Linked DNA regions of Homo sapiens: all the other regions are linked to region 1. Evidence: chromatin loops called from intact Hi-C (ENCODE). Cell type or tissue: heart right ventricle. All regions are shown on one strand. Region 1 overlaps FBXW7 (F-box and WD repeat domain containing 7). Region 2 has its middle 55 kb from the start of LINC02273. Region 3 holds the start of LINC03074 (long intergenic non-protein coding RNA 3074). Region 4 holds the start of GATB (glutamyl-tRNA amidotransferase subunit B). Region 5 overlaps GATB (glutamyl-tRNA amidotransferase subunit B). Region 6 has its middle 15 kb from the start of LINC02273. Region 7 has its middle 6.7 kb from the start of SH3D19-AS1.

The links. Peaks named below come from ENCODE experiments on the same cell type or tissue, not always from the same donor. Only the 100,000 strongest peaks of a DNase experiment are listed, where the experiment ranks them.
Region 2: it touches region 1 in a loop (2.7-fold over the local background); 18 of 110 quality-filtered maps call a loop at or near these places.
Region 3: it touches region 1 in a loop (2.4-fold over the local background); 2 of 110 quality-filtered maps call a loop at or near these places.
Region 4: a loop joins it to region 1, with 2.4 times the contacts of the local background. A loop is called at or near these places in 21 of 110 quality-filtered maps.
Region 5: a loop joins it to region 1, with 3 times the contacts of the local background. A loop is called at or near these places in 5 of 110 quality-filtered maps.
Region 6: a loop joins it to region 1, with 2.4 times the contacts of the local background. A loop is called at or near these places in 7 of 110 quality-filtered maps.
Region 7: it touches region 1 in a loop (4-fold over the local background); 19 of 110 quality-filtered maps call a loop at or near these places.

The regions. Positions count from the first base shown.
Region 1 is chr4:152,383,451-152,387,450 of GRCh38, reverse strand. The region is part of intron 4 of FBXW7 (F-box and WD repeat domain containing 7); the gene reads left to right. Among named protein-coding and RNA genes, the nearest start is that of FBXW7-AS1, 48 kb to the right of the region's middle. In heart right ventricle, CTCF peaks have their summits at 1,465 and 1,665 (motif pointing right); no DNase peak of the experiment used is centred here.
Region 2 is chr4:152,044,201-152,048,200 of GRCh38, reverse strand. No RefSeq gene overlaps it. Among named protein-coding and RNA genes, the nearest start is that of LINC02273, 55 kb to the left of the region's middle. RefSeq lists enhancers at 2,321-2,400, 2,521-2,570. In heart right ventricle, a CTCF peak has its summit at 2,293 (motif pointing left); no DNase peak of the experiment used is centred here; H3K4me3 peaks cover 813 bases; H3K27ac peaks cover 2,781 bases.
Region 3 is chr4:151,955,327-151,959,326 of GRCh38, reverse strand. LINC03074 (long intergenic non-protein coding RNA 3074) reads right to left here and starts at 3,350. Exons shown (of 2, transcript NR_183803.1): 1 at 3,071-3,350. In heart right ventricle, a CTCF peak has its summit at 1,870; a DNase peak (open chromatin) is centred at 1,956; H3K27ac peaks cover 1,593 bases.
Region 4 is chr4:151,758,931-151,762,930 of GRCh38, reverse strand. GATB (glutamyl-tRNA amidotransferase subunit B) reads left to right here and starts at 1,924. Exons shown (of 13, transcript NM_004564.3): 1 at 1,924-2,124. The coding sequence starts at 1,949. RefSeq lists an enhancer at 1,929-2,208. In heart right ventricle, a CTCF peak has its summit at 1,695; a DNase peak (open chromatin) is centred at 1,840; H3K4me3 peaks cover 1,449 bases; H3K27ac peaks cover 1,473 bases.
Region 5 is chr4:151,693,045-151,697,044 of GRCh38, reverse strand. The region is part of intron 9 of GATB (glutamyl-tRNA amidotransferase subunit B); the gene reads left to right. Among named protein-coding and RNA genes, the nearest start is that of GATB, 66 kb to the left of the region's middle. In heart right ventricle, no CTCF peak of the experiment used is centred here; no DNase peak of the experiment used is centred here; H3K27ac peaks cover 1,137 bases.
Region 6 is chr4:152,114,079-152,118,078 of GRCh38, reverse strand. No RefSeq gene overlaps it. Among named protein-coding and RNA genes, the nearest start is that of LINC02273, 15 kb to the right of the region's middle. In heart right ventricle, no CTCF peak of the experiment used is centred here; a DNase peak (open chromatin) is centred at 2,117; H3K27ac peaks cover 1,725 bases.
Region 7 is chr4:151,115,498-151,119,497 of GRCh38, reverse strand. No RefSeq gene overlaps it. Among named protein-coding and RNA genes, the nearest start is that of SH3D19-AS1, 6.7 kb to the left of the region's middle. In heart right ventricle, a CTCF peak has its summit at 1,941 (motif pointing left); a DNase peak (open chromatin) is centred at 1,937; H3K27ac peaks cover 1,739 bases.

The DNA of each region.
Region 1 (4,000 bases):
GATATCTATGATGTTAGGAAGACTAAAAACTGATTTGGTAGATAAAATAATCTGCTTTACTCTGTATCTGTGAAATAAGTGAGTATGCTTGATAATACCATATTATCTGATCAGAAGGATTTTGATTCTGATTTATTGCACTTCAGTAATGGTATACTTTTTAGCATGTGGGACTTTCTGTTTCTACAACAGAGTAAGTCACTTGTTGCCTGAATTCACAGAAGCAGTGAATAATACTGAATTCAAATAACATACGTTGATATTATTCCTGTGAAAGTTTTTGAGGTAAGACTTTGAAAACTCTTGGTATAAAGTCAATTTGAATTTGCAGGGAGATTTACATCTTCTGAGTGATTTGTTTTAGCTGATTCAGGAATAATTTATGAAAAATGGAAAATCTTTGTGCTGCTCATATGCTGTGGCTTTGGTCAGGAGCAGTTAAATTTCTAGCCTTTTGTATAATACTGAATGAAAGAAAAGATGGAAATCCAGAGTAAATTGCTGTGATGGTATTTTTATTGTTGTTACAAGAGAATTGGAGTGCTTGGACTTGTAATGCATTTTACAGATACCGTATTGGTGATATTTTATTACATGTCACATTTATATATAATTGTTTTTACGGATGCAAATTTTTAGAAGAAAGAAAATCAGGGAGTGATAAGTGGGCAAAATAAGTTACCTTATATAAAGACCTTTTCTTTACTACAAGTTCCCTAATGTTTAGCCCATCTTGGATGATCAGTGGTATCTGGAATCTTAAAATGCCAAGACACTATGGCTAAGATACTACAGCTTCATATTTTGGCAAAAATTTTGACAGAATTATAGAAGTCTTTCTGAAACTTACAAATAATATGTTTTAAAATATTCTTTTCCAAAGTTATTATAGATGGATTTTAGAATCTGCTTTATTTCCTGGTGATTTTAAAATTGGAAATGTAATCTACAAAGCTCTATGTGATTTTTGATTCCATTAATAGTAGTAGTAATCATAATGACAGTTTAATTAACACTATCGAACACTTACTAGATGTGAGGCGTTACTCTGTATACTTATATCAACTAATTTTTAATCCTCACAACAGTCCTATGAGTACTGCCTAGGTGAACTTGAGACACGAATTAAATTAAGGTCATACCTGGTAAAGCCAGGATTTGGACTAAGTTAGTTTGGTTCTGGAGTCCATGTTCCTACCTATCATATTGCACTGCCTTATTATTTGTGGTATCATCTTTAAAAGAGCTTGTCTGTTTTTAAGAGTCTCAATTTGGGTAGTAATTAAAGAGTATCTTTAATGTTTTTAAGAGTAGAATTGAGACTCAGACTTTATCTTTTCTTGAACACATGGAATTAGCTACATTTTGAAGTATTAACAGTTGGGGTTCTTATATACCTTGTCTATGATTTCCCTCATTTATTAGGGTTTTTGTCTATATTTGAAGGTTTGTTTTTTTAGTGTTTCGTGTTGATTGGGAATATCGCATTAGAAATACTGTTACTTGAATCCTCCCAAAAAAATGAAACTTGTAGTATATATATTTGGAAATTAGTACTCACTTTGCCCAATCATTGATAATGTCTTCTTTTTCCAAAAATATATTATGACAAACACAGGATTCTGTTACAGCGTTTGGTTTGCCACAGTTGCAATGCCCTGTATTATCCAGTTGAGGGCAGCTATTTACTGATTTAAAAAAATAATAATTGAATTAGAATGTTACCCCCTTGTGCTTACCAAAACTTGGTATCCACTAAAAAACTCCACATTTGAGGTACAAACAGCCTTAATTGTGTTCACTTATGTTTTGTTTCTGTTGTCATTGTAAATTATTTCATGAAAATGAAAAGCCTAGCTTTACTTCATAGTAACTTTTGGTCTCTTAGAAACTAGAAACTGTTGATTTTAGTTTTAATTTTCCCAATCCAAGTTCTTTTCAATTCTAAATCTTTTTTCCCCCCGTTAGGATCAGACTCATTGAGATCAGGGATTTTCTTATCTTTAAAATGTCTGCATGTAAATACATGTGACTTTAGAGTTCTTTGAGGGCTTTTAAATGTAAAAGTGAAAATTTATAATATTGAATACATTATCTTTATTAACCAGTGGAATAACCACTGATGGCTAACTAGGTCTTTGATTCATTTTTCTAAATGCCAAATGAACATGTTAAACTCGTAGAATATATTACCCTCTTCTAATTTTTCTGCATTGGAGTATCACATTGTTAAAATTGTATCTTCTATGTAGTTCAGGAAAAGAAATTCAGGGGGGTTAATTATCCAATTGATTTCAAAGGTATCACTGAGACAGAATTTTTTTGAAAATAATCTCAGACTGCAGAAAACTGTTGTAATATTAACAGGTAGTGTTAGTAACTGAGATAAGGATATTCCATGGGACCTACTTTAGCAAAAGGGATTGTCTAATGAGAGAAGGACAAAATATGACATATGTTTCACAAACAAAACAATTAGTCTTATGTTGGAAAATAAAGTGAACATCTGAGGAGATGCTAAGACTAGCATGAACCTAGTATTCATTCTGCAGGATAGTAAGTTGTCTCATAGGGCTGTAGACATGGTATCTTGGATATCATTCTCACTTTTTTTCTACTACCAGTTTATAGGTTTCCAACACTCTCATATTATCTCTTCTCTCTCCTAACCTTAGATCTCTCGAGGTTTTTTTGGTGATGATTATTCCATTTTCAATCATTTACTTTTTTGTTTAAAAACATTTAAAATTTATGGTTAAATATCCATAACATGAAATTTAATATTTTAACCATGTTTAAGTATACAATTCAGTGGCACTAAATATATTTACATTGTTATACAACCATTACCACTATCCATCTTCAGAATATTTTCATTTTCTCCTACTGAAACTCTGTGCCAACTAAACACTAACTCTCATTTCCCCCTCTCCCTGTCTCAGACAACCATGATTCTGTTTTCTATCTATGCAAATTTAAGTATTCCAAGTACCTTATATAAGTGGATCATACACTATCCTTTTTTGACTGACTTATTTTACTTAGTATAGTATCTTCAAGGTTCATGCATGTTGTAGCATATGTCAGAATTTCCTTCTTTTTCAGAGCTGAATAATGTTCCCTTGTTTGTATATGTCACATTTTGTTTATTCATTCATTCATTGAGACTTGAGTTGCTTCTACCTTTTGGCTATTGTTAATAAGGCTGCTATAAGCATGTGTATACAGGTATCTGTTCAAGTCTCTGCTTTTAATTATTTAAGGTATATACTCAGAAGTGGAAATGCTGGATCATGTGCTGATTTTATGTTTAAATTGTTGAGGAACTGCCATACTATTTTCTACAGCAGCTACATTCATTCATTTCACATTGCCGCCAAGGATGCACAAGGGTTCTGATTTCCCCACATCCTAGCCCATGCTTGTTGTTTACTGTTTTGTTTTGTTTTAAAACCATCCTAATGGATGTGAAGTGGTAGCGCATTGTGGCTTTGATTTGCATTTCCCTAATTAGTGATGTTGAGCATCTTTTCATGTGCCTATTGACCATTTACATATCTTTGGAGAAATCTGTTTTTGTGTAGCATTGCTGCCAGTGATTTTGCATTTTTAACTACATTTTAAATTGTGGTATAAGAGAAAGGTCTACTAATAGGAATGGGACTATTTCTTGTGCATAGATTGCCTTCCCAGCAGCCCACTTTAATATTTAGCAATGCTAATCTTTCCAAAGTCAAAAAGAAATCACCCATTTCTAACTTTCTCCTTTCAAATCCTTTCTTGTCTCCGTCAAAATTCCTGCTATAAAACTCCATAAAAGCTTGGAAGTTAAAAGTTGGAAGGAGAGATAAGTGGAGCTGACTGGCTGTTGGAAGAAGAAAATAGAATGGAAAGAGAGAATAGTTGATTGAGCACTGTGAATGGATAGTTCACAATCATTATCTACTATCTGTTAGGAATATGGATTATAGTATAAAGATTAATTAACACTTGCACAAAT
Region 2 (4,000 bases), 340 kb after region 1:
GGACCCCTAAAAGGGCTTTTCTCAGGTCACTTAGTTTAGCGTACTTGGAGAAAGCCTCGGGAAAGGGAGTGGTATCAGTAATTGGGCTGCTTGTGAGGGTGAATGTCTTGCTTACCTGGCTATGGGCTGCAATAATTCGTCTTTCTGAAAGGGCATTCAGCCTTATCTCCCTCTGCTCTGTGCCAGAAGCTGTACTGGTCATTTTACCTGTGACAATCCATTTATTCTACCCAGCCATCCAGTGAGAGACTTACCATTCTTTTCGTCTTGCAGATTTAAGAATAAACAGTTTCAAAAATGCTAAAGTTCCTCACCCAAGGTCACACAGCTAGTACAGAGTGGAGGCAAGACTTGAAGCCATAATCTTATCCAGTATTACAAAGCTAAGGTCTACTCACAGGCAAGAATTGTGTGTACATCTAGAGAGAAGCCCTCCTATCCACCATGACAAGGTAGCACTGTAACAGATGTTGGGGGGCACATGAGCTTCTCACTGAGGAGCCCAGGGGGTGCTCTTCCAGGCAGAGCCCTGCCTTGGTTCTTCTGCAGGAGAAAGCAGATCCGTGACAGACACACAAGGTCCACTCTTCAGACCTTTCTGTGGAGCTGCAATATGTTCTGTTGCATGTTTCCCGAATTATTTGTAACAGGCAGCTGCAGTAGGTCAGAATCTCAGAGGTGTTTCTGAGATTCCAGACAGGGTGGGGGCTGCCACCCTGCTCTCTGGATGGGAATAATACAATTTACAAATGTGGAGCATCTGGGGAATTTAGGAGCTAAAAAGAGGAGCTTCTGGAGGGAAGTGGCTAAGATTCTTGGGCCTTCATGGTGTCAGGGAACAGTTTCAAGGATGTTTTACTTTTGCCATTGAGCTAATCATAAAGCAGCCATCTATTGACAGTTATTGTAGGCTCCAGGTACTGTGCGAAGGACCCTTGACGGGTATTAAACTCATACATTCCATCAGTTCCAGTGGCATTCAATCATGAGCCATTTAATCATGGCTCAACCATGCTGAGAGCTAGGGATCAGCAGCCACATTTTACAGATGAGGAAATGGAGGCTCCAGGATAATAACTTGCCCAAGTTTTCATAGCTTTAAGACCAAGTGAGGATTCAGACCCAGGCTATTTGAAGCAAACTTCATGTTTTTAACAACAACAATATGCTGCCTCTAATGAATTTATTCAGACGCTAATAAATATAGTAGACAGGCTTTTCTCCACCCTATACCCTACCCACCAAATGTTTGGCCAATTAAAATAGTTGAGTTCACTTATAAGGGGAACGGGAAAACAGCATTTGGGCTTGTCCCAGTTACATGAATTAATTCTGTCTTGGGGTTCTGATGGCAGCATAAACCAAAGAGCCCAGAATCCCATGATGAAATTATATCGTTAAAGCCCTTGGCGGCTTAGCTATTATTTTATGTAAAATATATGCATAGCTTCTGAGAATCCCTTTCCACCAGCAAACAGAATGAAAAATATATATATATATATATATACATTACTAATGACAGGATTCTCGGCTATCATGCCGTTATTTACGTGACATTATTGATAGGAATGTTGCTTGTTTGGAATCTGGAAGGTAAACAGAGTTTCAAATTTCAATCCTCTGTTGTGGAAAATAATAACCTTGGTGCATGGCCATGCAAATTAAGGAACTCTGAAACCTCAAGCCTCCAATCACAGCACTCCAGACACCAACATTCCAAACACGTCTGTCTCTCCAAAGAGAGCCAGGTTCATGCCACAGAATCTTTCCAGAGCCAGCATCAAAGGCTGTGTCAGGCTCAGTATTTGGGACCTCTCCTTGCAGCCGCAGTCCCAACGTGGGGTGGGGTCAGCGAGGGCAAATAACTAAATAGTTTTCTCCAAAACGCCATAGTTGGAATTCCCTCTCCTGGCCCGGGCTCCTTGCGTCCCCTCCCCGGCTGCCACACATTTCCTAGCGTCGCGGAGTCCTCTGGGCCCAGCGCCTGGCGGGCCTCACCCGACCCACCTGCTGCGCACGGCGTTGCCCAGCCCAGGCATTAAAGAACTTTCCTGCCGCAGAGAACCGAGCCCGAGACACGCCCTGGCTATCTATAGAAAATCCCTTTGGGGGTTCTGCTGACAAGTCACTCGAGATCCCTCCTTGGGCCTCATTATGTCACAGGAACCCTGGCTGGAATGCGGAGGATTAAATTCCTAACCCCTCCCTGTCGGCTGGGCCCGGAGGGAGGGAAGCCAGGAGCTCAGCGCCCACCTGGGCTCTCAGGCGCCCCCTATTGAACGTTCCTGTCCCTCTGGCCCCGACGGCTGCAGCGGCTCCGCGCGGGAGTCCAAGCCTGCTAAAGCCCTGGGGCTGCAGGCAGCAGGGAGGACCGAGGTCCCAAGGCCCTGTGCATTCTTACAGCATCCCGGGGACACGGAAGGGAGAGTGAGAACACAGACTTGATCCTCAGGCCGGCTCTAAATCCAGCTCCCCACGTGGATTTGGGCAAGTCGCTAATCCCTCTGGGCCGTGGTTTCCTCTCCCTAAGAGCACCTGATACATAAAATCATGAACTTTACTGCTAGAGGGGGAAGCCAGGGAGCGGAAGCTACGGAGGTTGTTGAGTTCTCAGCAGGTGCTGATGCATGGGGGGGTCACGGTCCCATGCTCCCTGAATGAGGACAGTAAAGAGCAGAGAAACACTTCAGATGCGGGCTAATTCTTTGTAAAAGGCCAGGTTACTTAAACCTAACTACCCTCTGTGTCCTTCATCCCTAATATAGGAGTACTAATGCTACCTACCACATAGGTTTGTTGTGACAAAAATGCATAAAGGACTTAATGACACATGAAAGGGTTAATGCACATAGGGGAATTCAAATGGTGCCTGTAAGCCACCTATTATTTTATTATTATCATTATTATTATTATATTACAAAAGAGTCACCTACTACCGTTCTTATTATAAGCCCTAAAGCTTTTGTAAACACAATGCTTTGAAAAGACCATTAATGTTGGTAGCATTTATTGCACGTTTATTACATGCTAGTCATTTTGCTGAGCACTTTTAGAAATCTATTTTATTTCTAAAACAGCCCTGTGCAGTAAGCACTATCACTGCCATCTTTTAGCAGGTGAAGAACCTGAGCTTTTCGTGAGCTGCCCCTGGTCAAAGAGCTGTAAGTGACTGGGCCAGCCACGGTCATTCCCCTTCCATCATGGGGTGCTGGTTCGGGCTGGATTCCACTCTTGCTCTTTGAACTTGCACACGTCCTTGACCTGTCTGTGTCTCATGTGGAGATAAAGGGCAGGTATTATTTTCTTCATGCTATTGTCGTGAAGAAAGTGCTGTGTAAACTGTGACGTTCCCCCCAGAAATGGGAGGACTTTGATCACTACACAGGAAGACAAGTCAAAGGAGAGAATAGAAAGTCACAGTCCCGGGGAGCCTGTGTCTTCCTGGAATTGTCTTGGTCCTCAGAGAAGTAGAAGGAACTAACTACAGGGACATAGGACACATTTGATCTGAGCCAAGAGCCCAGGGAGGCTCTTGTAGACCTGGGGGGGCCACTTGTGCTCTGAAAACTTGCAGGTTCAGAACCCGTCAGATCTCCTTGAGTCTTTCAATGACACACAAATAGACACACACAGACACACACACACACACACTGATGCTGTCAGTAATAATGCATCACCGGACTTCCACCTTAGCAGAGTAAGTGAAACATGTAAACAAATAATAAATTATGTCTGAGCCAATGGGGCGTAGAAGCAGTAACTATAAAATACTGCCCAGGGGGGAGAAAGTGTACTGAGACTGTGACAGAACACCCCAAAGTCATTGCCAACAGCATTATTTCATGACCTGAGTAAGCTGGCAGAGTTGTTACTTCTTGAAAGGAGACTTTGTCTTTTTCCTTTTTCTTAGACATCTGATTTTTATTCTCCTTTAAACAATGCAAATCTTTCCTTCTGAAGGGATCTTGGAAAGCAGATTCCTTCCATTGCTTTAAAGGGA
Region 3 (4,000 bases), 430 kb after region 1:
GAGACCACAGAGCCTGATGCTGCTAGCACCCGGTTGTGCTGGGAGGTGGAGACGCACAGCTGAGACTTAAGTTTGGTTGCCATCATCATTCCTTCCACCTCTTGGCTTTCCCTTCCAAAGTGGTGGCCCAAAAAGCATCCGTCACGGAAAATGTCTCTTGTTGTTTTTATTTATTAGATTTATATTCTATGTAAGACGACTTTAAGCATCTTGAGGGCAGAGACCAATTCTTACACTCCAATGCCCAAAAAAACTCCCTTAGGGCTAAGTAATCATCATAATAGCTGACACTTCTTGAGCATTGCCACATGCCACTGTCCCAAGTGCTTCATGGGGATTAGGGCTTTTAACTCTCACACCTCTCAGTGAGGTGGTAGCTTTATTATCTCCAGGTGAGGAGATGGAGGCACAGAGAGGTGAATACCTTGTCTGAAGCCACTCAGCCAGGAAGTGGCAGTTTGGCTGTAGCAGTAATGCTACTGGCTGAGTCTCACCCCTGCCGCCCCACAAATCTGTTATTGAAGTCCTGAGCCCTGTTACCTCGGCTGTATTGAGAGACAGGGTCTTTAAAGAGGTATAAGTTAAAATGAGGTTGCTCCTGTGGACCCTAAACCAATATAGGTTATGTGGTGTCCTTACAAGAAGAGGGAATTTGGACACAGACAGATACAGAGGGAGACCCCGTGAAGGCACAGGGAGAAGATGCCATCTGCAAGCCAAGGAGAGGCCTCAGGAGAAACCACCCTGCTGACACTTTGATCTTGGACTTTCTGCCTCCAGGACTGGAGAAAATAAAGTTCTGTTGCTGCTTAAGCCAACATGGTGGCTTCACCCAATCTGTGGTATTCCATTACGGCAGCCCTAGAAAATTAATGCAGGTACCTAGTATTTTAGAAAGACCTGGAAGGCATTGCTTTATTTATGAGGTCACTCAATCTGGCCCTGCCGTCTCTCCTGTGTTACTGTGTGGAGGTGGCGTCTCTGGGTCCGAGGCATCTGGCATCCAGCAGCCTGAGATGCCCATGGTTTCCTCAGTGCTACATGTGCCCTACTAGGTAGAAACATTCATCCTCATCACACAGAAACTGTTATTCACTGGCTTACACCTGATACAAATCATGGAACTTGGCTTTTTCATTCATCCGTTCATTAATTCATGGAACCAATAATTATTCCATGCCTGCAATGTCTCAGGCACTTTCCTGAGTACTGGGACTGTAAAGGTGACCAGAAACGTGTTACAGTCTCAGGGAAGTAATCGTACAAATACATGTAAAATGTATTTTAATCAAGTAATCAATCAAGTAATATAAAATAATCAATGTGGTAAGAATTTAAAAAGACAGACGCCATGTGATGGAAGCAGAAAGTAGGGGGAGTTGGCCAAGTAAGTGGGGGTCAGCAAAGGCGTGAGCCTCTGGAGATGGGGAAGATGGGCTGTAGTTAATTACACAGAGAAGACACAGGGAGTATCCAGCAGGGGAGACAGCAGGGCCGAGACCCAAAGGAAACAACCCAACACACACCAGCCCTGCCTCTCAGATGCTTGCAGAATGGAGGGAAAAGGGAAGGAAAGGAGGAAGGAAGCAAGATGAGGAGAAGAAAAGATAGAGTAGAAGAAGGAAAGTCAAAGGGAAGAAGGAAACCAACATTAATTGAAACGTACTACATTCCCGGCCATGTGCTAGGCATCTTCACATGGTTCAGTTCATATTTTCAGCCATAATAAGAAACAGCTCAACAGGACCGAGAGGAGAATGAGTGCCTCCTTATATTTTAGCCCCCAGGTGCCTCCCTTGCCTCAAGGTCACCCAAGCCCGCAGCTCTAGACTAGACACATGTTTCCATATCCCTGTGGCCTGGGCCACCAGCAGGAGGCCACCCCACTGTGCTGCAGCAAGCCCTCTCTCTGAAGCCCAGCACAGGAGCAGCGTTCTCTGAAAGCCTCACACAACCAGTTAGGCGCCTGGACAGTCCCCGCAGCTGAGCTACCACAGCCTGTGCATTCCATTGTCTCTGCAGCCTCCCTGCAGGACTTTGAACAAAGCCCGGGGGGCTGGTGAGGATAACAGAAGGTCAAGAATTGGTGGAATGTGATAGGATGTGCTGAAGGATTCAGATTCTCAGGAAAAGTCCAAGATAGCAGCAAGAATTTATAGCTCAAAACCAAGACCTGGAATACAAGCAGAGAGATAAACTGGGCTATTTTAAATTGCTGCCCAAGAAGTGCTTTTGTGCTATATATATACCAACAGAAAAAGAGAGAGAAAAGCTCAGATCAAAAATATTTTAACATACATTTACTTGCCACTTTCAAAAGGCCTGGTAACACTTAGGTCAGAGGAATTCCTTCTATTTTCTATAATCTATCACAGTGCTTAGCACTGTCATTCTCCCACCTCCTTTACTAAAGAACACAAGTAACAGCTAAATGAATTTTGTTAACCCAATATCTCCAAAAGTATGATTGAGAGCCTTGTCTTTTACCTAGATCAGCATCTATATTAAAGTCCACAAGATAATTTTTTTAAACATCTAAAGCTGGGAAAAGCTTTGCTTCCTTTCCAGTAATAAGAGCTATAGAACTTGCTAAGTTTTCCCTTTTACCATGGCTCGGAGTCATGATTAAAGTTCAACTGTTGCAATTATGTTGACCGTTATGCTTAACAATTACCATTTCTTTTATCTGGTTGTGGTTTTCTCTTTCCTATTTCTCTTTGCTATTTACCATATTCCTCTTTCCTATTTACCATATTCCTCTTTCCTATTTACCATGGCTTCCATGAACATATTTTTGTTGTAGGTTGTTGCACCTTCTTTGAGAAGGGAGTGTAAACAGAAATCAAACAAGTTCTATTATCTGCCCCTGGGCCAAGCTTCTCAAACTAAGAATTCCTGTCCTTGGTCATTGCTTTAAAAGCCTTAGCCACTCTGACATGACAGAGATACCTTACCTTTCACCTCTAGTTCTCACAGGAAATAATTTGAGTGCAGAGTATATTATCTATTGCTATATAACAAATTACCCCAAAGCTTAGCAGCTTAAAACAATAAACATTGATTATCTCACACAGTTTTCGTGAGTCATGAATGTGGGAGCCACTTAGCTGGGTGGTTCTGGCTTAGTCTCTCATAAGATTGCAGCAAAGTCATTGCCCACGGCTGCAGCATCTGAAAGCTTGACTGGTGCTGAAGAGTCTGCTTCCAGGGAGGCTTGCCACACTCCTGGTAAGGGAATATCGGTTGTGAGGGGTGCTCAGTTTTTTTCCACATGGGCTCCTCCATACAGCTGCTTGAGCATCTCACAACATGGCAGCTGGTTCCCCCCAAGCAAGTGATCCAAGGGAGACAGCAAGAACAAAGCTGCAGTTCCTTTTATGACCTAGCGTACGGGGTAACACATCATCATTTCCACCACATTCTATCCATAAGAAGTGAGTCACTAAGCAGAGACCACACTCAAAGGGAGGGTAATTAGCCTCCACCTTTTGAAGGAAGGAGTATCAAAGAATTTATGGACCTATTTTAAAACCACCACTCAGATTATAAAACTATTTTCTTTTTTTTTATGTAGGTATAACCAAGGCACAACTTGGTATTTGACATTGCCTTTACCTAGCTGCAAACTGGGGTAGAAAAAAACATGAAGGTTGGGCACGGTGGCTCACACCTGTAATCCCAGCACTTTGGGTGACTGAGGTGGGTGGGTCACCTGAGATCAGGAATTTGAGACCAGCCTGGCCAACATGGTGAAACCCCATCTCTACTAAAAATGCAAAAAAACCTAGCTGGGTGTGGTGGTGGGCACCTGTAATCCCAACTACATGACAGGCTGAGGCAGGAGGATCACTTGAACCCAGGAGGCGGAGGTTGCGATGAGCCGAGATAGCGCCACCACATGCACTCAGCCTGGGTGATAGAGTGACACTCCATCTAAAAAAAAAAATAAAAGCATGAAAAAGAAAATGTTTTTTTCCCAAATGATATTCTGCCAGCCATC
Region 4 (4,000 bases), 620 kb after region 1:
GTCCCCCTCTCTTTTTAGCTAGAGATACAAGATTCCATTCTCCTCTGTTGTCCTAACAAAAGTGAAGCCATTTTGTGCTCAGAGGCAACTCTCCTGACCCCTAGTCTGGGCCAGAAAAACCTGAGGAGCTAAATAAGTAAAAGAAAGCTAGCTTACCTAGAGTAAAGGTGGAAAACATGGAAACTCAGAGGGAAGACTCTAGTAAAGGATCTAGAGAATCATCTGAACCTTAAATAAAGGGCAATAATTAGAGAGAAATTTTGGAACAAGTCTCCACCACTCCCTTCCAGTCCCTGTCATTTTTGTCATTTTCATCCTTGGTCAAATGACTGATACTTCTGGTGTGGCAATTTAGAACAGTGATAGTGGATGAAAAAGTAGAAAAGATGGAAAAAATAAATGATGACAATTTTAAGGACAGTAACTAAAGTTTCTTTCTTCCATATGGATATGCAATTGAAGTGTATTAAAGGAAAAGATCAAAGGTTACAGCCAACTAATCAATGGATTATTGATCAATAACTGAAAATCTATCAATGTGAAGTATACAAAATATGCAGCTTTTCCCCTTGCCCTGCTCTATACTCAGAATTAGGCATCACTGATGTCTACTTGATTTCTCCTCTTGAATGTCTCCAAGGCAACCAAACTCATATGTTTTCTTTGCAAACCTGTTCCTTTTCTGGTTTCCTTATCTCGGTGGATAACTTCATCAGCCAGTTGTGCAAACCAGAAATCCAGGAGTTATTTGTTTCTCCTAGCCTTCCACCATCATATCCAATCCATCAGAGTCCTTCAATTTTACTTCCTATATCTATCTCAAACAGATCCATTTCTCTTTGGCTCTGCCACCACCCTAACTCATCATCTCTCCCCTAAACAATTACTGCTCCAAAGGGCATCCACTCCATCCTTTGTCAAATGCATTCTCCACACTGCACTACTTTATTCAACAAATATTTTTAAGGAACCTACTTTGTACTGTAGTGAATAAGACAGACGAGGAATTTGTGGAAATAGAAGATAAACATCAGGCAGTCAAAAGCACTACGAGGACAATCAAAGTCGGGTGATGAAATAGAGAGTGGCTAAATGACTATTCTAGACTGTGTTCAAACACAAGAAATCGGTGGCAGTTTTAACAAGGGGTATTAGTTTTGACACAGGAAAATGAAGGAAGTCCGCTGGGACGATGGTATCTGCTCCTAGCATATAAGGAGTGTGTTTCTGATACTGGCCAATAATAAAAAGGAGGTTAAAATGTACATGAACATTCAATCTAGGGCTGTTTGTCTCCAATTACCTCTGCTTAAACATAGCACTTACTACCTATATGGAAGTATCTTATTTTTGTTAACTTCTGTATGTCTCCCTTCTTTAGAATGTAAGCTCCATGAACATGCGGGCCATAACTGTCTTGATCTCTGCAGTAACTACAGTGCCTAAGAGAACTGAGCCTGGCATTACGGTAGGCATGCAAATAAGTATTTGTTGCATTAACGCACAAATTGCTGAGTGAAGCAGGAGAGTAGACAGAGAATATAACGGATTGGGTTTGGGGGCTGAGGAAGTCTCTGCTGAGCTGTCAAGGTCATTTACTTCCCCTTGCAAGGTTAACTGGGTTATAAAATCCCGGCCACGCTTTAGCACCAAGCATCAAGCGCTCACACTCTAACTTATACACACGCTCACAGCCACAAACCTCTCCAACTCCCCGCTAGGAGGAGTCACACCTCCCCACCCAGAAACCCTCCCACCCTCTCCTCTATTTCTCCTTCCCTCCCCTCTCCGCGGGGTTCCGGCAGGCTTCGAATCACAATGCTCGCCGGGAATAGTAGTCTTCCGGTCCGAGCCTATGGCGTTTTTAATGCATTTCCAGAACTACGCTTCCCAGGGAGCCTCGCGGCATAGTGAGGCTGAGTCACCTGACCAAGACCCTGGAGTTACAATGGCGGCGCCCATGCTGCGCTGGGGCTGCCGTGGAAGACGTTGGGCTTTCGCCCGGGTTGACGGTGGTTCTTGCCACCGAAGAGGGGCTCCGACTGGGTCCACATCCAACCAGATTAGGGGAGAGAGCTCAGTGGCTCAGCAGCCCCTCCACACGGCCCAGAAGACGAGGAAAGGGTATTCTGTTTCATACATTTCTGCCCACCTAACTGTGAGGTGGAACTGCAGGACTGGGGAAATAATGGCAATTACGGCCCAGCTTCTAGACGTTTTGGCTGACGGGAGGGCGTTGAGTTATAACCTGGAGCCCCGAAACCTAAATAAAAGCACAAACAGACTTTCTATCAACTCCGCCCCCATATATAAACCACTGTTTTCAAATAGATGTAGTTGGGGAATTCGCGAGTGTAAAATAGCAAATATTTTCTTGAAGGGTGCACAGACAGAAGAGTGGATTCGGTCATCTTACTAATAGCACTAGCAGTGGGGACGGTGACACGAGAAGCGGGATCATATTTAGCTGATTTTATTTAGCGCTAGTATGGGCTGGCAGCGTTCTAAAGGTAGAAAGGGAGCCTTTACCTACAAGCTCTTGGTAGTGGTGGGTTATTGTCATTAGTCAGAAAACACTAGCTATCTGTGCAGGCGTTTTATGTTGGAATATGTGTGACTAGACCTAGGAGGACGCAGCCAAAAGAAGAGATACTCCCCCTGGTTATATGGAGAGTTTTGCTTATTTGGCCAGATATCCCCTGAACAGCTGTTTATGCTTCATTATGTAAGAATTAAATAGTTTCTCTTTAAATACAGAAACATATGGCAAGTTTCTAATATTTTGTTTATTCTTTGAGACTAGTTGGCATTATTTTTACTTTCAGTTGGAGGAACAGAGGGAAATTGTCCAGAAAGAAGTATTCAGTTTTGTATTCTTTTCGTGAATTAGATTGTTTCCTTGTGAATGGAAAGTACATTTTTTCTCTCATGTAATGGAAATGCAAAAATACTTTGAATGGTGCTTTACTGCATGCAGAATTTCTAATGAGTTCCTACTTTAATTCCCCTCCCTTATGGGCTGTGTTTCCAAACTTTAAAAAGAAGGACTTATTCTTGCAGTACTTCAGATATAGAACTTTATATGTTGAAATGATTGAAACAAAACAAAACGATGTAAAATATGTATATATATATATATGTATATACACAAAATTACTTGGGAGAAGAGCAGGATAGGAACATACATGGATTTCATAGGGAATAAGCACATTTATAAGGACCTGGAGAGGCCTATGTACAGACCCAACAGAGTAGGACTGACCAGATAAGAGAGATTATTATAGCATTTAACAGCTTCTTAGATTTGATAGCAAATAAGCATTAAAAAAGTAACCTGAAATTAGGTCTCAGGAATTGAAAGTGATTTGGGGGACCAAAAATATGCCGCATCAGATGGTTTAGTGTGGTGGAGTTTTGCAAAATTTTTTTAAGAGTATCATTTAGTGGTGATTTATTGTATCTGTGTCTCTCTGGTTATTATACATGCAAACCAAAACATGGTTGAGAATTTCCTTTTTAAATAAGAGACGTGGAACTATTTATCATTATTTCTCTAGTAGTAGAATGTTGCCATTTATGTTAATTCTAGATAATGTGGGAAAGATCAGCTTTCATCATTTACTGAGTGATTACTTGATAAGTTACAGTTAATTTGTTAAATGCCGCTTTTCACTGAAGTCAGCCAAGCAGTTGTCACCTGATACCCATTTCTAAATTGTTTTAAGACGCCAAATTGTTCCTTTCTCTATAGCCTTCATGTTTATATCATCAGCCTCCTGATGCCATGTTGTAAATGAATTTTAGTTTGCCAATCTCAGTGTAGGCGCTTATTCTAAATTGTTTTTTATTTAGTCACTGATAAAATATGACACATTTTTAATGTGAGGATATAACATTGTATTAAGTTTAAAACACATATAGGAAATTAACATTTGTGGTTTAGACTTATAGAAATTCATTCATGGTGACAAATATAATACATCTTAACCATTATCTCTTT
Region 5 (4,000 bases), 690 kb after region 1:
TAATTTACATTCCCAGCAACAGTATATAAGCATTTCCTTTTCTCTACATGACCTCATTTGTAAAGATTAAAGAATAGAAATGTTGAAGCTGAAATCCAGGCATTAGGATTCTGAAAAAACGAGAGATTCTAATAGCATAACAAGTTTTTCTCTGAGTCAGTATATCAGTAGTAGTTATTATAATACAATGATCAGAATTATATGCATGTGCATTTTTCTTAGCAAAATCCTCCCTGGCTGATTTCTGTGGGGCATCTCTTCCTAAACTCTGTGCTTTACTTCACTCAGAGAACACAAAAGCATTGTAGCCATTTGCCTAAGCAGCCTAGAAAAGGCTGCCTGCTTCTAGCATGCTCTGCAATTCACATTGTACGACTTTTTAATCTATCCTTACAGCAACCCTCTGAGGCAGGGACTGCTGCTCTCCCCATTTACAGGTAGGGAAATGTAACCTCTTTGGTTCAATAACTTCCCCAAGCCCGTATTGGAGCCACATTCAGATCATGCTGACTTCAAGGCCTACGCTCTTCATTCCTAAGCTCTGCTGCCCGCTTGCATATATAATGTGCTATAATGTCAAACAGAAATAGTGTTTTTAGTTAATTGATGTTTGGAGTCACTTGTGTTTCATTAGTGGAGAAAACAGAGTTTGTACTTTTGTTAACATTCATGCCACTAGCGTTTTGTACAGCACAATCACAGAACATAGATTCATTTAAAAGTTTTTACCACTCCTATTGATTTTTAAGATGCCAGACTGCCCTATAAATAAACATAAAGTGCCATCCACTAAATTTAGTGAAAATCAGTCAACGCCAATGAAAAGCAGAAATCATGTCTATTTTCCAAGTGAAAAAATAAAGTTAGAAGAAAAGTAATATAAGCCGTCCTCTGCAGCTTTATTTATTTTGTTTCTTAAACCTTCTGCTGGAAGCACTTGAGTCCTGTCTGAATCGTTGGGAAGTTCCAGGCACGGTGACTCACACCTGTAATCCCAGCACTCTGGGAGGCCAAGGTGAGAGGATCACTTTTGGCCAGGATTTCGAGACCAGTTTGGGCAACAACGTAGTGTAGTGAGACCCCTATCTCTACAAAAAAAAAAAAAAAAAAAAAATTTAAATTAGCCGGGCATGGTGGCACACACCTGTAGTCCCAGCTACTCGGGAGGCTGAGGTGGGAGAATTGCTCGAGCCCAGAAATTCAAGGCTGTAGCGAGCTGTGGTCGTGCCACTGCAGTCCAGCCTGGGCAACAGAGAGAGACCCTGTCTCTAAACTTTAAAAAAAGAAAAAAGAATCTGAGGAGTGTCTCCACGTAGGGCAGAGTTTGTGGCATTTGTGGTTTGATTTTGCCTGGTGCCTCCTGTCCTTCAAGACTGGCCTTTAATAGGAACTTGGTAGGAAGCAGAGATGAGCTTGCAGGGCCCTGGCTGTGCATGCAGTCAGTAGACGGGAAGATCTGAAGCTCGTCGGTGGGAGAGTTCAGCGGAGGAAGCCAGAGCATCCCGAGTTGAGTGTTTCTTGAGGGCCTGCCACCCTGACTGCAGTGCCGGATGCTAGTTCCAAATGTCAGTGCTTCAGCTTTTCCATGTCTCTCCAGAGCAGCCCTACAGGGAATTGAGTTAAAACACTGACTTGGGGACAGACACCCTTGATTCCACATCTGACCTCTGACACTTTGGAGCTGGGAGGGCTCTGCAGGGTAACCAGAGCTGTTTCCCTCCCCAGCTGAAAGAGGGGGCGATGACTCACTTACCCCAAAGATGACAGACACAGCCAAATCTTCATTGAATCTAAAGCCTAAATATAGCCAAGCAGACTCCCAAGAATATGTCGCCAGGGAGAAGAGTGTTGACACCAAGCAACGCGCTAAAACAGTTCATTGAGAGCCACGAAAGGCAGGGCTGTAGAAACATCCCACATGGCCCCAGTGAGACTGTAGGAAGATGTACTTGCGAGCCCTCGAATCAGCACCCTGGGCTGCCATATGCTTGTCTTTGTCTTTATAGTCAGCCTCAGGATCTGTCATCTTACTTACACAACTTCATTCTCTCCAGCTGGTTCTTCCACTTTTAAAATCATAATCCTTTGTTTCTGACATCATGGAAAAGGTTAAGGTGTCTCCAAGGGACAAAGAAACAGAAAAGATATCATGACTACAGCTGGTTGTTAAGTGGATTGTTTTTCAAGAATTTTCCTTTAAGTGGCTAGTAAGCCAGAAATGACCAGGTTTGCTTTCTGGATGAATTGCCTATAAAATAATTTCCCATGATAAATATCTATATATCCCATATGTAATACTACTTTAAAGCTAATAGTATCTACAAACATATTGACTGGTTTTAGACTGGCCAGACTTACTGAGGTGCAAAGTACTCACCTTCTAACTACTGTTGAAGGAAAATCTATTTGGTCAACATCATCAGGCACCATATTTCAGCTCCGTGCAATTTTCAAAATTGATTTTATTCTTCATTTTATAAAAATTGCATCCAGTGCTTGCTAGCCTAAGGGTGCTTTTACAGTGACTCTATACACTAGAAAAATAACCAATGTTTTGTTCTGGTAAAGTTGAATAAAAAGATGTATCATCTAACTCTACTTCTGTAAAACCAGCAGTTCATTTCTTTTGGATGCAAGGGATGAGGAGCTTTCAGAGGGGAAGATGCTCTGGGCTCAGAGCCGTGTGACACCTCAGGATCCTGCCCAGTAGGGAGACAGTGCAGGGAGGAGTAAAGTCCTGAGTGCCAGCCTTGGGGACCCACAGGGATTCTGTCCCCAACCTATCCCAAAGCCCAATTTCCTGTGGAATAATTTCCTTTTCAGGATAAATATATATTATTTCAGGTTTCAGGCAGATCTTGGAGGAAAGGAGCAAATCCTCACTGCCTCTGTTGCTGTTTTTAAGCTGCAGCCAGAAAGCTCCTATTGAGCAACTCAGGTTCCTTCCATGTGGGGACGATTGGACAGTGGTGGTGTTAGGTGCGTTGGAACGTGACTACAATTGGAATTGATTTCTTGACAACACACTGCCTGTGTCCCATTCGTGCAGATAGTCTTTTAGCAGTGCCGGTCTGCTGTCAGCTTGTAGTACCTGAATTATTTGGATTTTGATTATTCGGGGGAAGTTGTTATTCCCAAACTGGTTTCCTTCAGCATCTCCCCTGGAGTTACTGCATCTCAGAGGATGTAAAGTCATTTTCACATTAGTTTGAATATCCCCTAAATGGAACTGGTGCCTGAGTTGAACTCAAGATCTGTCTACTTTCCAGCTTTCCTGGGAACATAGCACAAGTGAAATGGTTGGGGCCAAAGTTTTGCTCAGATTTTAGGGGCTCCCAAGCCTTGCTGGGGAAATGACCCAGGAATAAAAATTGTGGGCACCAAAACAGGACCCTGGACCCCTAGTTCTGTGTTCCTTGGGAGAACACACCCGTGATGTTTGTGGGTCCATTTCAGAGCCTCTGCAGATCCCTGTATTCTTGCCAGCAGCAGTGGAGGTTCTGCATTGTTCTAGCTTTCTCCTGACACTCTTGAGGGGGGGGTCGTGTTTCCTGTGCCAGCCTCACACCACCAGTTAACTTCTGTTTGTTTTCTCCACTGACGAGGCCTCTCTCAATGAGTAATTTTTCTGTTCACAGGAGCACTCGCTGAAAGATTATTGCAGCGGCTTCTTGTTTCTGTGAAAAGCAGAAGGGGCACCGATTCCCGTGAACCCACCCAAGCCACCGCCCCACTGAACATTCCAGTCCTTAGCCTTGCCCTGACGCCTGCTTTCTGGCTGAGAGCCATCACTGTCCTGGGCCTCTTTGCTTCATTGCCATCCCCAGCACTAGCATTTGGTGTTATTTTCAGGGCCATTTTTTTTTTTACATAGCTGTTGTATTTGAGTTTTGTTTTTCTCACTTTATAAGAATGACCAAATCCACAGGAATAATAAAGCAGCAGTGCCTGCGTTGATACGCAGGTGATGAGCCTCCTCCAGCGTCTGCACAAATGCTCA
Region 6 (4,000 bases), 270 kb after region 1:
AGGCTGATTGCAAAAGCCCTATGGTGGAGATGCTCTGAGTCTATAGGTTGCTTTGTGGGGGCCCCTGTGTGCGTCTGTGTGTGTCTATGTGTGTGTGTACATCCCTCCTCCATGCCCCATCTTGTAACAGCTGAAAGGAATCAGCCTCCATGCTACAGGAACTTCTTCTTTGTATGGTTTTCTCATCTCCCTTTGCTCCCTTACGGCCCCCCTCCTGGCCCATGTGCCAGATCCTTCCTCCCCCTTCTCTCTTGCTCCTCTTTGAGGTGGTAACAGACCAACACAGCAATGCCCTTGTGACTCCCTTTTCATTTTCTCAGCCTCACTCAGATTAATGGAACAGAAACATGTGCTTGCATCTGATGCCAGTAATCATATCCTGAGTGACCACAGAGAGGGAGATTAAGCAAAGGTACTGGCCCGGTCCCGGGGGATACGGTTACAGGAAGAAAGTGTTTCTTGACAGCAGCCGCTCTGGCTCCCTCTCGCTTGCCCTCCTCCTTTCCTAGCTAGGCTCATTAAGTCCCTTGAATATTTTCCATAAGATTAGTTAAAATCTATCCAGCAACGGTCCAAGTCACTCAAGAACTGGGTTTTGATCTACATTCTGATCTTCACCCATGGATGTGAACAGAACATATTTCCATATTCTTTACTTTGATTTAGTCCCTGTGATTATATATTTTGGATGTGTATTTTTTCAAACAGTGAAAGGTAAACAAGTGTATGGTTATCTAACCTGATGACTTAATTCAGCAAGTATCAACCGTGAGCAAATGACTCCTTTAGTAGGACAACATCCCTGACCCAGAGGCAGGGCAATGAGGCACATACTCAAATACTGCAACATGAGATTCAGTGTGATGAGTGTGCAGGGATAAACTGAGTGAAGCCAGGGAGCACGGAATGGAAAGCACTCCTGGCTGGGGAAACTCTGGGAGGCATCCTGGAAGAAGTGGCATTTGAGATGACCCTAAAGGGAAAGGTAAGATTTTGGTAGACGTAAATAAAAAGAAAGGCATTACCTGAGAAAGGTCCAGCTTGAGTAAAAGCCTGGAGATGGGAAGACAGAGTGTTTCAAGATGAGTGGGAATTTGAGGTAAACTGCAGAAATGTGTACCTAGAGGGAAGGTGATGGAAAGTGGACTGGGAGAGCCTTGAATTATGATGGGTGTAAAGCCAGGCTTAGGACTTATTATCAGCAGTGGGAACCATTGCAGGTTTTAGGGCAGGGAGACAAAATAGTGCCTTCCTGATGGAACTTGAAGAGTGTCCTCAAAGAAGCACAGAATATAGATTGTGGGGAAAGGGGTGTGGGAGGAGGACAGAGTAGAGATGGATCCGTTAGGAGGTTACTGCAATGGTCTGAAAAAGAGTAGAATATAAGCACTTGATGGGAATACAAAGATGGTGATATCGGAGAGATGTGGTAAAGAGAGAACTTGCAATTGGTTGGATCTTGGGGGTAAGGCCATTGGGTAAGCCAGAGATGACGCTAAGATTTGGAGAGTGAACACTGGAGGGTGGCGGGCTCTTGGGAGAGGAGGTTATAAAGGGAGGACAGAACTGGAGCAGAAAATGACCCATTCCGTTTGGGATATTTAGACATTCAGAAGAGGCACCCGAGACCTGATGCCCGACAGGGGTTGGAGCTCAGAGTTGGTGCTGACAAGAGAGGCTGGAAGTGAGGACCATCTGCATGGAGGTGTCAGGTGAGGCCCAGGGTAGGTGAGATAATGAAGGAGGCAGCACAGAGGGAGGGGTGCTAAGCTCAGATCCCTGGGTAGGCACACACATTAAAAAGAGAAAACAACGGGAGTTTCCTGCCACGGAAACCCAGAGAGGGGAGATTTCCTGTGGAATGCTGAACCGGCTGAGGATGAGGGACTGGGGCAAGGCTGCAGGATTTGTGGCTGAGGAGGAGGTCCTTGGAGTCCTTCCTGGGGCTCCATCAGGAACGAGGTGGGGCGGAAGCCGGATTAGAAGCCCCGAAGAGCGAGTGGGTGGTGAGGAAGTGTAGGCAGCAAGTGTATTTCCTGGAGAGTTTTTAAAAATAGGACGGATGCACAATGCCCCTCATTTGTGCATAGTTTGAGGGCCTTCTGCCAGGGAAATCCAGGAGACTACGGAGGCTGTGAGGGGCCAAAAGCCACCATCTCTCGTGGGTGTTTGTAAGTTTCCCTCCAAGCCAGCAACCCTGGTATGTTGGTTTCCTCATGGTAGCAGGTGAGGAAGTGGTTGTATTTGTTGTCAGCATGTACTTGTTAATGTCACAAACCAGACCTCTCCTTCAACAAGGCCCAGAGCAGGTTGCCCCAAGGAATGAGCACTGACTTGGAGTTTTCTAAAATGTTCTGCATCTGGTTTTAGGGACCACCCTAAAGGGGTGACTGTGAAGGAATCACTGCTTTTCCAGGATCTTGGTAGGAGTTGCACGAAGAATAAACAAAGAGGCATGTCAGCTTCCAACGTCTCTTTTCTGTTTCTCAGGAGAAAAAAGACTCTAACCTTTTGAAGACAGACTTGAGGTTAATTGCTCTTTCCTCAGGAAAGCCTGCCAAAGAGAAAACAAATCCCATAAGTGATGTGACAATGCCCTAGGAAGGCAGTTGATTATCCTGGTTTAGGGAGAACAGGGACTCAACTGCCTCCCATGGAAACTCTCTCCTCTCCCTAGCTTCTCACAGGTGACCCTGACGACCCACCACCCCAGCTGTTCTCCATCACCTGACAGCTGAGCCTCCAAGATGCTGGCGAGTTCTGCCTGTGCATGGCTTTGACCAGCTCCAGCCAGAAAGAGGAACTTTCAGAGTCCAGGTTTGGGGCCTGTGGATGAGTTACCTGTTACCAAGAAAGGTTACCGAGTCTCCATCACTCTTTTGGGAATGAGGCCACTTCCTACTGACAGATCCTGTAGCTATTTATGGAGAGTTTTGGCCTTTCAGCATCCAATCCCTCTTTCAATCAGGAGGCGTTCTCCACTGTGTATTATCTGAGAGGGTCCCAATGTACCACCTCCTGCTGTGGAAGCCAAAGCTGGGGTGGGGGAAGCAGGAGGTGAGAATGTGACTCAGGATCAGTCAACCACATGGGACCCTGAATCTTGCAGGAGAGGCAGAAAGAGTCAGATGTGGTTTATAAATTATTGGCAGTTATTGAAAGTCTAGAGGTGCAGCATCAAGTGTCCAGCATGGTGACATCTCACTCCAGTATTCTAATTACTTTCTCCCGTAGTGAACTGGGCTCTGGTTCCAGCTCCCTGGCCTCCTTTGCTTTCTGTGTATTTCCTGGGCCTGGCCTGGCCTTCCAGCCTTTATGCCTTGCAGTGAATTTTCCTTTCATCCAAGTTAGTCAGACTGGGTTTCTGTTGCTTGCTGCCAAGAACCTTGACAATGTAGAACAGCGAAGGGATGTGCTATAAGGCATGAGCAATAGGTTCAACTGGACCCAAGACACACACACTGTATGAAAGTTACCCTCCTGCAAGCGACCCAGAATGTCAATCCTCCAGTGAGAGAGACAGAGAATAAATAAATGTCTATACATAAATACACACACACACACACACACACACACTCACACACACACACACATATGTCAGGTGGTGACAAGAGAAAAATAAAGTACAATGAAGGAGTAGAGATCGAGTGGGCAGTATTTTAGATGGGGTGGTCAGAGAAGGGGGAGGTGAGCAGAGGCCTGAGTGGAGTGACAGAGCAGCCAAGTCGGGTACTCAGAAGAGCTTTCCAGGCAAAGGGAGCCCCAAGTGAAAAGATGCCAAGGCAAAAAAAAAAGTGTCACCTCTCTGTCTCTCCTGCTGGCACAGCTTCCTGAGAGCAGGGACTCTGTCTGTTTTCTTCACATCCACCAGGCCTAGGACACTTTCTGTCATGTAAATATCTGTTCATGAATGAATATCTGCCTGGCACGCAGGGTACAGTTCTTCACACATCATTTGCAGTTCTTCCCGATTTGCCTACAGTGGGGCATAGGATGGGAA
Region 7 (4,000 bases), 1.3 Mb after region 1:
TGGGACTACAAGCGCCCACCACCACGCCCGGCTAATTTTTTGTATTTTTAGTAGAGACGGGACTTCATCGTGTTAGCCAGGATGGTCTCGATCTTTTGACCTCGTGATCCACCCACCTCGGCCTCCCAAAGTGCTGGGATTACAGGCGTGAGCCACCGAGCCCGGCCTCATAGGTACTTTCTTATTCTGTATATTGATTGAATTCAAGGCAAGACTGAGCATGTTTAAGGAGAAACATAATTTTTATACTCAGTGAATTTTATGGGAGAGAAATAGGAACACATTCTGTTTCCTTTCAGGAATTTTAGGTTAAAATCTGATCTTGTTCATCTAAACCTCCTCAAACTAGAATCTCTTAATCCTTTTTCTTTGATAAATTAAACCTAGAGGGCTGGGCGCGGTGGCTCACGACTGTAATCCCAGCACTTTGGGAGGCCGAGGCAGGCGGATCACGAGGTCAGGAGATCGAGACCATCCTGGCTGACACGGTGAAACCCTGTCTCTACTAAAAATACAAAAAATTAGCCGGGCGTGGTGGCGGGCACCTGTAGTCCCAGCTACTCGGGAGGCTGAGGCAGGAGAATGGTGTGAAGCCAGGAGGCGGAGCTTGCAGTGAACCGAGATCGCGCCACTGCACTCCAGCCTAAGCGACAGAGTGAGACTCCGTCTCAAAAACAAAAAAAAACCTAGAGAAGCCTTTCCAAGCAAGGCGACTCAGTTGAAAAAAAACCTAGAGAAGCCATTTAATATATTATTCTTATCCTTTGAACACTAAAAGCGTTTTTCTTTAAAAGATGCCCTTGTTTACATGGCTAGAAGGGTAATGGAATATATCTGTCATTGTGCTCATATAAATCACAGGTCTTGAATTCAGTCTGTAATATTCAAAATGAAAGAAAGTGCGTTTATCAGAATTTATTAGTAGAACTTGCATTTGAAAAAAAAATTTTTCTATAAGATTGTAGATCAATACTCCTAACATTCATTTCTTAGTTTTTACTCAGTTTCTTAAGCTTACCTAAATATACCTAGAGAAAATAATGATGACTGTATGGACTAATAATTATAAGGCGATATATTCACTTTGGTATAATCATTAATGGTTTATTTCTTTTAATTAATGTCAAATGCACATGAGCCATATGATTCATGATTCAATGTCATTTTGAATGCCATTGAATGAATTCTTCACAGTGAATTTATTATTTTATTTTATTGTATTGTATTTTAGAGACAGGGTCTCACTTTGTTGCCCAGGTTGGAGTGCAATGGCATGATCTTGGCTCACTGCAGCCTTAGACTCTTGGCCTCAAGTGTTCCTCCCACCTCAGCCTCCCGAGTAACTGGGACTACAGGCATGTGCCACCATATTTGGCTAATTTATTATTTTTTTCATTTTATTTTTTGAGGTGGAGTCTTGCTCTGTTGCCCAGGCTGGAGTGCAATGGCACAATCTGGGCTCACTGCAGCCTCTGCCTCTCAGGTTCAAGTGATTCCCCTGCCTCAGCCTCCTGAGTAGCTAGGATTACGGGCACGCACCACTGTGCCCCGCTAATTTTTTTGTATTTTTAGTAGGGACCAGGTTTCATCATGTTGGCCAGACAGGTCTTGAACTCCTGACCTCAAGTGATCCATCCGCCTCGGCCTCTGAAAGTGCTGGGATTACAGGCGTGAGCCCCGGCATCCAGCCTAATTTTTTATTTTTTGTAAAGACGGGGTTTCACCATGTTACCCAGGCTGGTGTTGAACTCCTGAGCTCAAGCAGTCTTCTCGCCTCGGCCTCTCAAAGTGCTGGGTTTGCAGGCGTGAGCCACCTTGTCCAGCCAACTGAATTTTTTTCAGAACTAACGTGAAGTCATTTTCTAACTTGTGCCTTTTTACTTCACTGTAATTAAAGAAGGAAAAAAAATAGAAAGCCTGACTCAGAACAACACTACCATCTAGGGGCCGCTCTCTTAATTGCGAGCTCATCCTGTTATACCACAGAAGAGAGCCCTTGGAGACCAGAGTTCAACTTGCAGAGGTTAAATGATTTGCCTAAAGTCACAGTTACTTGCAGAGCCTAAAGTAAAACCTATCTCTGCGGATTTCCAATCCAGTTCTTTTTCCGTTTATTATGGCAAAGTGATAACATTTTTTTTAGCAGTTAAACAAGAAGAATTGATCCGTTTCATTGGCCTGTAGTGGTTGTAGCCTCTAATACTTAACGATTAGAAAGAATTACACAGTATGTATTAAAGCCTTGAAGTTTTATCCTTCAGGAAGAAAAGTCCTGTCAGCTTCTTGGTTTTATGTGGACAATTTATATTGATGTTACCTAGAAACTGAAACATGAATGGATCCACTAATGTGGATTCCTTTTTCTCTTTAATAGAAAATATTCAAAAATTTAGAACATCAGATCTTGTACAGCTGTATCTTGTAGGGCTGTGCCCTTGGCAACAGTAGAGCAATCATAAATCTAGATTTTCATTAAAATATAACACAAAACACTGTTATTAGTATTTTGGAGTATAATAGATTAACCAAAGCACTGTTAAGCTGATAGATTTATATTTCAGAGTCTGAGACATATTCTGATTTTTTTAAAGGAATTCTAATTATATGTATACCATGGATTATTTATCTTCAAGTACTGTAAATTAGGCAATAATTAAATGAAATATTTGGTTGTCTATGTTTCACAAAAATTAACTAACAATACCAAAATATTGGCCTCTGGCTGAGCACTATGACTCACGCCTGTAATCTCAGCACTTTGGGAGGCCAAGGCGGGTGGATAACCTGAGGTCAGGAGTTCAAAACCAGCCTGGCCAACATGGTGAAACCCTGTCTCTACTAAAAATACAAAAATTAGCCAGGCTATGGTGGCGTGGGCCTGTAATCCCAGCTACTGGGTGAGGCAGGAGAATTGCGCAAACCTGGGAAATGGAGGTTGCAGTGAGCTGAGATTATGCCACTGCACTGCAGTCTGGGCAACAGAGAGTGACACCATCTCAAAAAAAAAATGTGTGTGTGTGTATATATACATATATGTATATATGTGTATGTGTATATGTATGTGTGTATACATGTATGTGTGTATGAATGTATACGCATATGTATATGTGTGTACACGTGTGTATATATACATATGTATGTGTATGCATAGTATATACATACATGTGTATATATACATATGTATGTATATGCATAGTGTATACATACATATGTATGTATATGCAGTGTATACATACATATGTATACATACGTATGTGTATATGTATATATACGTATACATGTATACATGCATGCATTTATACATATGTATGCACATATATACATATACACATATGTGTATACACATACACACACTTTAAATATATACATACATATACACATACGTATGTATGCGTGTATGTATATACATATACACATACATATATACATATACGTATACACAAATGTATATGTGGTAATATACACATATATACTTACATATACATGCACATATACACATATATATACATACACATATATACGTGTATATACATATATGTATCAAAAAAATAATAATAGGGCCGGGATGGATGTTATACACTTCTAGGAGCTGACACCTGCAATAATTTTTCTGCCTTGACTTCTTTTTTTTTTTTTTTTTCTGAGACGTAGTTTTGCCCTTGCTGCCCAGGCTGGAGTCCAATGGTGCGATCTTGGCTCACTGCAACCTCTGCCCCCAGGTTCCAGCAATTCTCGTGCCTCAGCCTCCGAAGTAGCTAGGATTAGAGGTGCCCGCCACCACGCTTTGCTAGTTTTTTGTATCTGTATTTTTATTTTTGAGATGGAGTTTCGCTCGTCAACCCAGGCTGGAGTGCAATGGTGTGATTTTGGCTCACCGCAACCTCTGCCTCCTGGGTTGAAGCAATTCTCCTGCCTCAGCCTCCCAAGTAGCTGGGATTACAGGTGCCCACCACCATGCCCAGCTAATTTTTATATTTTTAGTAAAGACAGGATTTCACCA